Linked DNA regions of Homo sapiens: all the other regions are linked to region 1. Evidence: chromatin loops called from intact Hi-C (ENCODE). Cell type or tissue: adrenal gland. All regions are shown on one strand.

What was found. A loop is a pair of places that touch in the nucleus more often than their neighbours do. Peaks named below come from ENCODE experiments on the same cell type or tissue, not always from the same donor. Only the 100,000 strongest peaks of a DNase experiment are listed, where the experiment ranks them.
Region 2: it touches region 1 in a loop (2.2-fold over the local background); 6 of 110 quality-filtered maps call a loop at or near these places.
Region 3: it touches region 1 in a loop (2.0-fold over the local background); 5 of 110 quality-filtered maps call a loop at or near these places.

Annotation. Positions count from the first base shown.
Region 1 is chr19:57,973,831-57,976,330 of GRCh38, reverse strand. C19orf18 (chromosome 19 open reading frame 18) reads left to right here and starts at 1,797. Exons shown (of 6, transcript NM_152474.5): 1 at 1,797-2,019; 2 at 2,128-2,232. The coding sequence starts at 1,899. In adrenal gland, no CTCF peak of the experiment used is centred here; no DNase peak of the experiment used is centred here.
Region 2 is chr19:58,253,468-58,255,967 of GRCh38, reverse strand. The region is part of intron 6 of ZNF544 (zinc finger protein 544); the gene reads right to left. Among named protein-coding and RNA genes, the nearest start is that of ZNF8-DT, 24 kb to the left of the region's middle. In adrenal gland, no CTCF peak of the experiment used is centred here; no DNase peak of the experiment used is centred here; H3K4me3 peaks cover 239 bases.
Region 3 is chr19:58,123,775-58,126,274 of GRCh38, reverse strand. ZNF329 (zinc finger protein 329) reads left to right here. Exons shown (of 4, transcript NM_024620.4): 4 at 1-27. Among named protein-coding and RNA genes, the nearest start is that of ZNF329, 26 kb to the left of the region's middle. In adrenal gland, no CTCF peak of the experiment used is centred here; no DNase peak of the experiment used is centred here.

The sequences.
Region 1 (2,500 bases):
AGGGGCAAGTTAGTTATTGATGGATTTTTTTTTTACATGATTTGTGCAAAGGCCCTTGGAGAGAATGAAGTTAGCAGTATTATCTCATCTTGGAGAAAGCAGCATAATATATCCAGAATCATACTACCAGTAGGATGTGGATATTGTATTCTAATAGCCAGAGTGAATCCAAATTATCTGATTTAGAGATTCCAAAGGATTTCATAAGTCATATGCAATATACCACAAGCATCCTGGTAACTTATAACCTTATTACTAAGATTATTATCTTGAAAAAATTTCTAGGCCGGGCACCGAGGCTCATGCCAGCATTTTGGGAGGGACAGGAGGATTGCTTGAGCTGAGGAGTTCAAGGCCAGCCTTGCAACGTAGCAAGATCCCATCTCTGTTTAAACAGATAAGAGTTTTTTTAATGTCTTAAAGGGCCTCCTGGCAGGGCACAGTGGCTCACTCCTGTCACCCCAGCACTTTGGGAGGCCAAGGTGGGTGAATCATGAGATCAGGAGTTCGAGACTGGCCTGGCCGCCAACATGGTGAAAGCCCATCTCTACTAAAAATACAAAAATTAGCTGGGTGTGGTGGCAGATGCCTGTAATCCCAGCGGTTCCAGAGGCTGAGGCAGGAGAATCGTTTGAACCCAGGAGGTGGAGGTTGCAGTGAGCCAAGATTGTGCCACTGCACTCCAGTGTGGGTGACAGGGCAAGACTCCATCTCAAAAAAAAAAAAAAAAAAAAAAAAGGGCCTCCTGTTGGTCAGGTCACATCACGAGTCAAAAGAAAGTCCCAGACTTCTGCTTCTTCCTGGAAGTATTCCCTTCCTCTCACCTATCATGCACAGCCTGGACAGTATTGATTTCAGTGGTCCCTAACATCCAGCACTCCCAGGTCCCCTCTGTCTCCCTCATACATGACATAGTTCATTGCCTTTTTTGAGCCCGTCTTCTATTCCTCCCATCTCTGAAGCCTAGGGCCCACTTTCAGTCATCAGGAGTCCCCCTTTACCTTCCTGCTGTGGGTCTCCCCTGTGCACATTGCCTCCCTTCTAAGGGTGACTGCTTTCCTTCCACTTTCTTTTCTTTCTTTCTTTGTGCAGTGGTACGATTTTGGCTCACTGCTACCTCTGCCTTCTGGGCTCAAGTGATCTTCCTGCCTCAGCCTCCCGAGTATCTGGGACTACAGGTACACGCCACCATGCCTGGCTAGTTTTTGTTTTTGTGTTTGTTGTTTTATTTTTTTGAGACAGAGTCTTGCTCTGTCGCCCAGGCTGGAGTGCAGTGGCATGATCTCAGCTCACTGCAACCTCCACCTCCTGGGTTCAAGTGATTCTCATGCCTCAGCCTCCCAAGTAGCTTGAACTACAGGTGTGCACCACCACGCCCAGCAAATTTTTGTATTTTTAGTAGAGATGGGCTTTCACTGTGTTGGCCAGGCTGGTCTTGAACTCCTGGCCTCAAGCGATCTGCCCACCTTGACCTCCTAAAGTGTTGGGATCATAGGCGTGAGCCACCGTGCCCATTCCTTTTTTCCTGAACATTTTCCAAGTGAGGTTGTTGGAAATCACGGATGGGGAACTATGCATGCGGAGGGCTGACTGTAATTGATTTCTTTCTGCCTCCTCACTAATCTGCACACTGCAGGCAGGGACCTGGTCTCATCATGCCTGCACCTCCAAGCACTGCCCTCTTACACTGTAGTCTCCCCATTGGTCAGCATGGTTCCATGAAGGAACTCCATTATCACAGCAAGGACTGACCTCACACTGGTGGCTCCAAGTCACTGCCCAAACATTCTGAAGGGAGTAGAACTTCTTGATTCCTCAGATAAATAGAGGACAGATGCTGGACTGTAGCTAAGTATTTCCTTTCATCTACGGGATAAAATACTGATAATTTGAGAGTGATGGACAAGGTTCAGAGTGGTTTCCTCATTTTGTTTTTGTTTTTAATGGAATGCCAACTTCATTTATGCTTGCCGTATGCAGATGGACTCCATCCCACTGGAAACATAACAGGCTTACCAGGTAGCTTCAACCACTGGTTTTATGTGACTCAGGGAGAATTGAAAAGCTGTTTCAGGGGAGATAAAAAGAAGGTAATTACATTTCACCGCAAAAAGTTTTCTTTTCAAGGCAGTAAACGGTCACAACCACCCAGAAACATCACCAAAGAGCCCAAAGTGTTCTTTCATAAAACCCAGTTGCCTGGGATTCAAGGGGCTGCCTCGAGATCCACGGGTGAGTCATTGAATTCCTCATTCAGTGGAGTGAGAATCGTAGCCTGGAGTCCTCTTATCTGCCATGTGAATGTGTACTGTGTGCTTGCTGGTAGAAAGGTCCATAAAATAGAGTATAATTAGATAAACATTTGCTTGGAAATTAGATCTTATGCTCTTCACTCTCTGTTAACTGCTTTCTCTTTAGGGATTGCCACTTTCTTCTCTTTTTCATTTCACTTTAATAAGCGCACACAAAAACCTTGATCCCATCCAGATTACACAGGTAT
Region 2 (2,500 bases), 280 kb before region 1:
CTTTTTCTCTTTTTCAGAAAATCTTTCAGCTGCCGTTTCCTACTAGTTCCTTGGTAACTGAGGGCAGCTGGCCAGGGCCACCCTCTGGTGTTGCCTGAAGGCCAAGGCGTAAATGGGGATAGCTGCCCTGCCCAGAAGGGGAAAAGACTCTTTTCTCTATTTTCCAGTTACAGTCCCTGATCCCTATCTGTGATGCAACTGGCAGCGGCAGCTCATCCAGGGCGAACTCACGCATATTTCAGGTGACTTAAATCCTCTTTTCTTATGCAAAATTCTCCTTAAAGTCAGCCTGTAAGGGCAAAAGATAATGTATCTCATGCATTTGACTTACCTTCTCTTACTCGATTTGACTGTCTGAAGACCTTTGGGATCCACAAGCTTCAGTAGACATTCTACATCTCAGACTTCACTGAGGGGATCCCATAGGTTGACGGTCATTGCTTCTGCATCAATTTGCTTTCCCTGAATCTCACAGAAATTCTCAACCCCAGCCAGGTGCAGTGGCTCACACCTGTAATCTCTGCACTTTGGGAGGCCAAGGCGGGTGGATCACCTGAGGTCAGGAGTTTGAGACCAGCCTGGCCAACATGGTGAAACCACAGCTCTACTAAAAATACAAAAAAATTGGCTGGGCATGGTGGCACACGCCTGTAATCCCCAGCTACTCAGGAGGCTGAGGCAGGAGAACTGCTTGAACTCGGGAGGCGGAGGTTGCAGTGACCCGAGATCATGCCACTGCACTCCAGCCAGCCTGGGCAACAAGACCAAAACTCCGTCTAAGGCTGGGCGCTGTGGCTCACACCTGTAATCCCAGCACTTTGGGAGGCTGAGGCGGGTAGATCACGAGGTCAGGAGATCGAGACCATCCTGGCTAACATGGTGAAACCCCATCTCTACTAAAAAGTACAAAAAATTAGCCGTGCGTGGTGGCGGGCGCCTGTAGTCCCAGCTACTCAGGAGGCTGAGGCAGGAGAATGGCGTGAACCCGGGAGGCGGAGCTTGCAGTGAGCCGAGATCGCGCCACTGCACTCCAGCCTGGGCGACAGAGTGAGACTCCATCTCAAAAAAAGAAAAACTCTGTCTCAAGAAAAAAAAAAAAAAAAGAAAGAAAGAAATTCTCAATCTCAGTCTTTCACATACCGCTGGATCCTTCCTTCACAGAGAATACCCCACCAACCTTGGTACTATTAACTCTGCAATGTTTCAGAACCTCCTTAGTCCTGTGAGGAATGCAGGAAGATACATCACACTGAAATTAGTGGGATACTAAAAGTCTGGGATTACGCCCAGGAACCAAAGGAAAGCTCACAGTAGACCATCGCCACTGGAGGGAAAACATATAAAGCAGCACTGGTGCCCACCTAAAGTCAGAGATGTCTGACACTCTAAGATTGGACCCCAAAGGGGGATCCTCTAGGGGATCCAACTCCAGACCTCAACCTCTCCAAAGGGGACACCCTAGGCTGAGGTTCTGAGGAATAGTACTACACCCTCCCTAGGATTTTCTCTCTTACAGACAATAATAGGAAACACTCCATCTATTCCATCTGACTCCCTGCTTGGCTGCATCCTCAACGACTGGAATAAATTTGACCCTGATAATCTAAGGAGGAAACACTTGATATTCTTTTGCAATACTGTTTGGCCCCAACATTGTTTGGAATCTGGAGTTTGCTGTTGAATGGGAAAGTGAGATGGAGTTGCATGTATCCAGGCATTTGTGCTGCTGTTCCTTTTTTTTTTTGAGATGGAGTCTCGTTCTGTCACCCAGGCTGGAGTGCAGTGTCGTGATATCAGCTTACTGCAAGCTATGCCTCCCGGGTTCACGCCATTCTCCTGCCTCAGCCTCTCAAGTAGCTGGGACTACAGGTGCCCGCCACCAGGCCTGGCTAATTTTTTGTATTTTTAGTAGAGATGGGGTTTCACCATGTTAGCCAGGATGGTCTTGATCTCCTGACCTCGTGATCCGCCTGCCTGGGATTACAGGCGTGAGCCACCGCACCCAGCCGACTTAAGTAAATCTTTACTAAAGAAGTTGGCTTTAAAATTATTGGTAAAATGAAAATAGAAATGTCTTCAGAATTGTCAACATATATGGTTTTATATTTGTCTTTGCAAGATATTTTAAGGTGTCAGTGTTTGGCACAGAAGGTTATAAAGGTATTAACCCAGCCAAAACAAAAAATGGTCCTGGTTTGTATGCTTTCTTTGACAAATGAGACTAGTTTGGCCGGGCATGGTGGCTAGTGCCTGCAATCCCAGCACTTTGGGAGGCCAAGGTGGGCAGATCACCCGAGGTCAGGAGTTCGAGACCAGCTTGGCTAACACAGTGAAAACCCATCTCTACTAAAAATAAAAAAAATTAACTGGATGTGGTGGTGCATGCCTGTTGTCCCAGCTACTCAGGAGGCTGATGCAGGAGAATCACTTGAACCCAGGAGATGAAGGTTGCAGTGAGCTGAGATTGTGCCTCTGTACTCCAGCCTGGGCAAAAGAGCAA
Region 3 (2,500 bases), 150 kb before region 1:
GTAATAAATTAAAAAGTGAAGCCAAAAGGAGGTTAATTTGGGGTTTCTTTGGACCTTTAGTAGTAGGGACTGGATCAGGGCAACAGGGAAGCTGTAAGTGTGGATGGAGGGGCATTGGGCAGTAGCGTCTCTGGAATCAGCATCCCAAAGCCCAGGGCATGAGAATAACTTCCTTCTTTGGGACTTGGGTTATAAGGGGTTGTCAGTGTAGAAGAGAGAGTGAGTCCCAGAGAATGGAGAACAGGAAGCCTGTAGAAAATTTGGGATGACTTTGGAGTGGCCCTTCCGAGGCAGTGCAGTACTGGCCGAGTGAAAGCCAGTCAAGGTGGATGACACAGCCTTGAAGCCCCATGAGTGGATCCCCTTGGGATTTTGCCTCTAGACAATTTCCTCTCCTGGGAGAAGGGACAGGTGTGACGATAGTGAAGATTAGTGATGAGTCAGTCCAGGACTGGGGTCAGCCAGGCCCATTGTATTAGCTGGATCAAGGTTCATGTGTGTGTGACCTGGTGTCTCCATGGTGCTGGTATTCTGAGGTCCGGACCCTCAGGCCAGCTCGTGGGGAGCTTCAAGCAGCCATGCCTCCTTCTCTGTGTGTGTTCTCTTTTGTCTGGCATCAGCTGTGGCCTCCATGGCACTTGCTGTCTCCCATGAGGCAGCCAACCTTGGTATGCCTCTGATAGCTGTGTCATGGGAAGGGTGGGCAGCCAGTCCTGAGAGAGGAATGAGTAGATAGGTAATGGAGGCACGGAGTGAAGAAGGGAAGAGTGGCCCTGAAAGAGCATTTAGAGAAGTAAAGCTCCCCCACACACATTGGGATATGGTGATCTCATGGTGAGAGGTGCAGGGGCATGGAGGACTAGCGGGGACCCTTGTTGAACCCTCTGGAGTCAGGATGGGATGGTGCTGTGTCCCAGGGTGTGGTGATGGATGAAAGGGGACCAGGCTGACTTGTCTTCTCCAGAGAGTTGCGTTTGAGTATAGCTCACATACAGAAAAGTGCACTGCAGACTCTCCTTGACCCAACTTAAATCAGGATCCCCTGAGCCCTCTGACCTTGGGCTTCTCCCTTTCCCTATAGGATCCAGTTTGAGCAAGATGTTTGGATGTGCATAGTAGCTCACACCTGTAATTTCACCACTTCAGGAGGCTGAGGCAGGAGGATTGCTTGAGCCTAGGCATTTAAGACCAGCCTGGGCAACATAGCAAGACCCCCATCTCTGCAAATAGTAATGTAAAAATTAGCCAGGTGTGATGGCATGTGCCTTTAGTTCCAGCTTATCAGGAGGGAGAGTCAGGAAGAAGGCAGAAGAATCTCTTAAGCCTGGGAGTTTGAGGCTACAGTGAGCCGTGATCACACCACTGCACTGTGGGCTGGATAATGGGGCAAGACCCTGTCTCAAAACAGAATCTGATATGGTTTGGCTCTGTGTCCCCACCCAAGTCTCATGTCAAATTGTAATTCTCTTGTTAGGGGAGGGACCTGGTGGGAGATGAATGGATCATGGGGGCAGATTTCCTCCTTGCTGTTCTCATGATAGTTCACATGAGACCTGCTTGTTTAAAAGTGTGTAGCACTTCCTTCTTCATTCACCCTCTTTCCTGCTCTGCCATGGTAAGACATGCTTACTTCTTCACCTTCTGCCATGACTGTAAGTTTCCTGAGGCCTCCCAGCCATGCTTCATGTACAGCCTGTGGAATCGTAAGTCAATTAAACCTCTTTTCTTCATAAATTACCGAATCTTAGGTAGTTCCTCACAGCAGTGTGAGAATGGACTAGTATAGAAAGTTGGTAACAGGAGTGGGGCACTGCTATAAAGATTCCTGAAGCTACTTTGGAACTGGGTAATGTGCAGATGTTGGAACAGTTTGAAGGGATCCGAAGAAGACAGGAAGTTGAGGGAAAGTGTGGAACTTCCTAGAGACTTAAATGGTTGTGACCAAAATGCTAATAATATGGACAGTGAAGTCTGGGCTGTGGTGGTCTCAGATAGAGATGAGGAACTTACTGGTAACTGGAATAAAGGTCACTCTCGCTGTGCTTTAGCAAAAAGACTGGCAGCATTGTGCTCCTGCTCTAGAGATCTGTGACAGACACAACTTGAGCTTGAGAAAGATTATTTAGAGTATCTGGCAGAATAAATTTCTAAGCAGCAGTGTTGGAGAGGTCGCCTGGCTGCTTCTTAAAGTCTGCACTCAATTGCATAATCAAAGAAATGACCTAAAACTATAACTTACATTTAAACTGGAAGCAAAGCATGAAAGTTTTGAAAATTTGCTGCCCATTTTCTGGCAGGAATCAAAGGCTGCAGAAATGTACATAAGTAAAGAAGAGCTGAAAGTTAATAGGCAAGATAATGAGCAAAATGCCTGCAGGGCATTTCAGAGACCTTCTCAGCCGCCCCTCCCATCACAAGCCTGGAGGCCTAGGAGAGAAAAATGGTTTTGTGGGCCAGGGTCCAGGGCCCCAGTGCTCTGTGCATCCTCAAGACTTGGCAT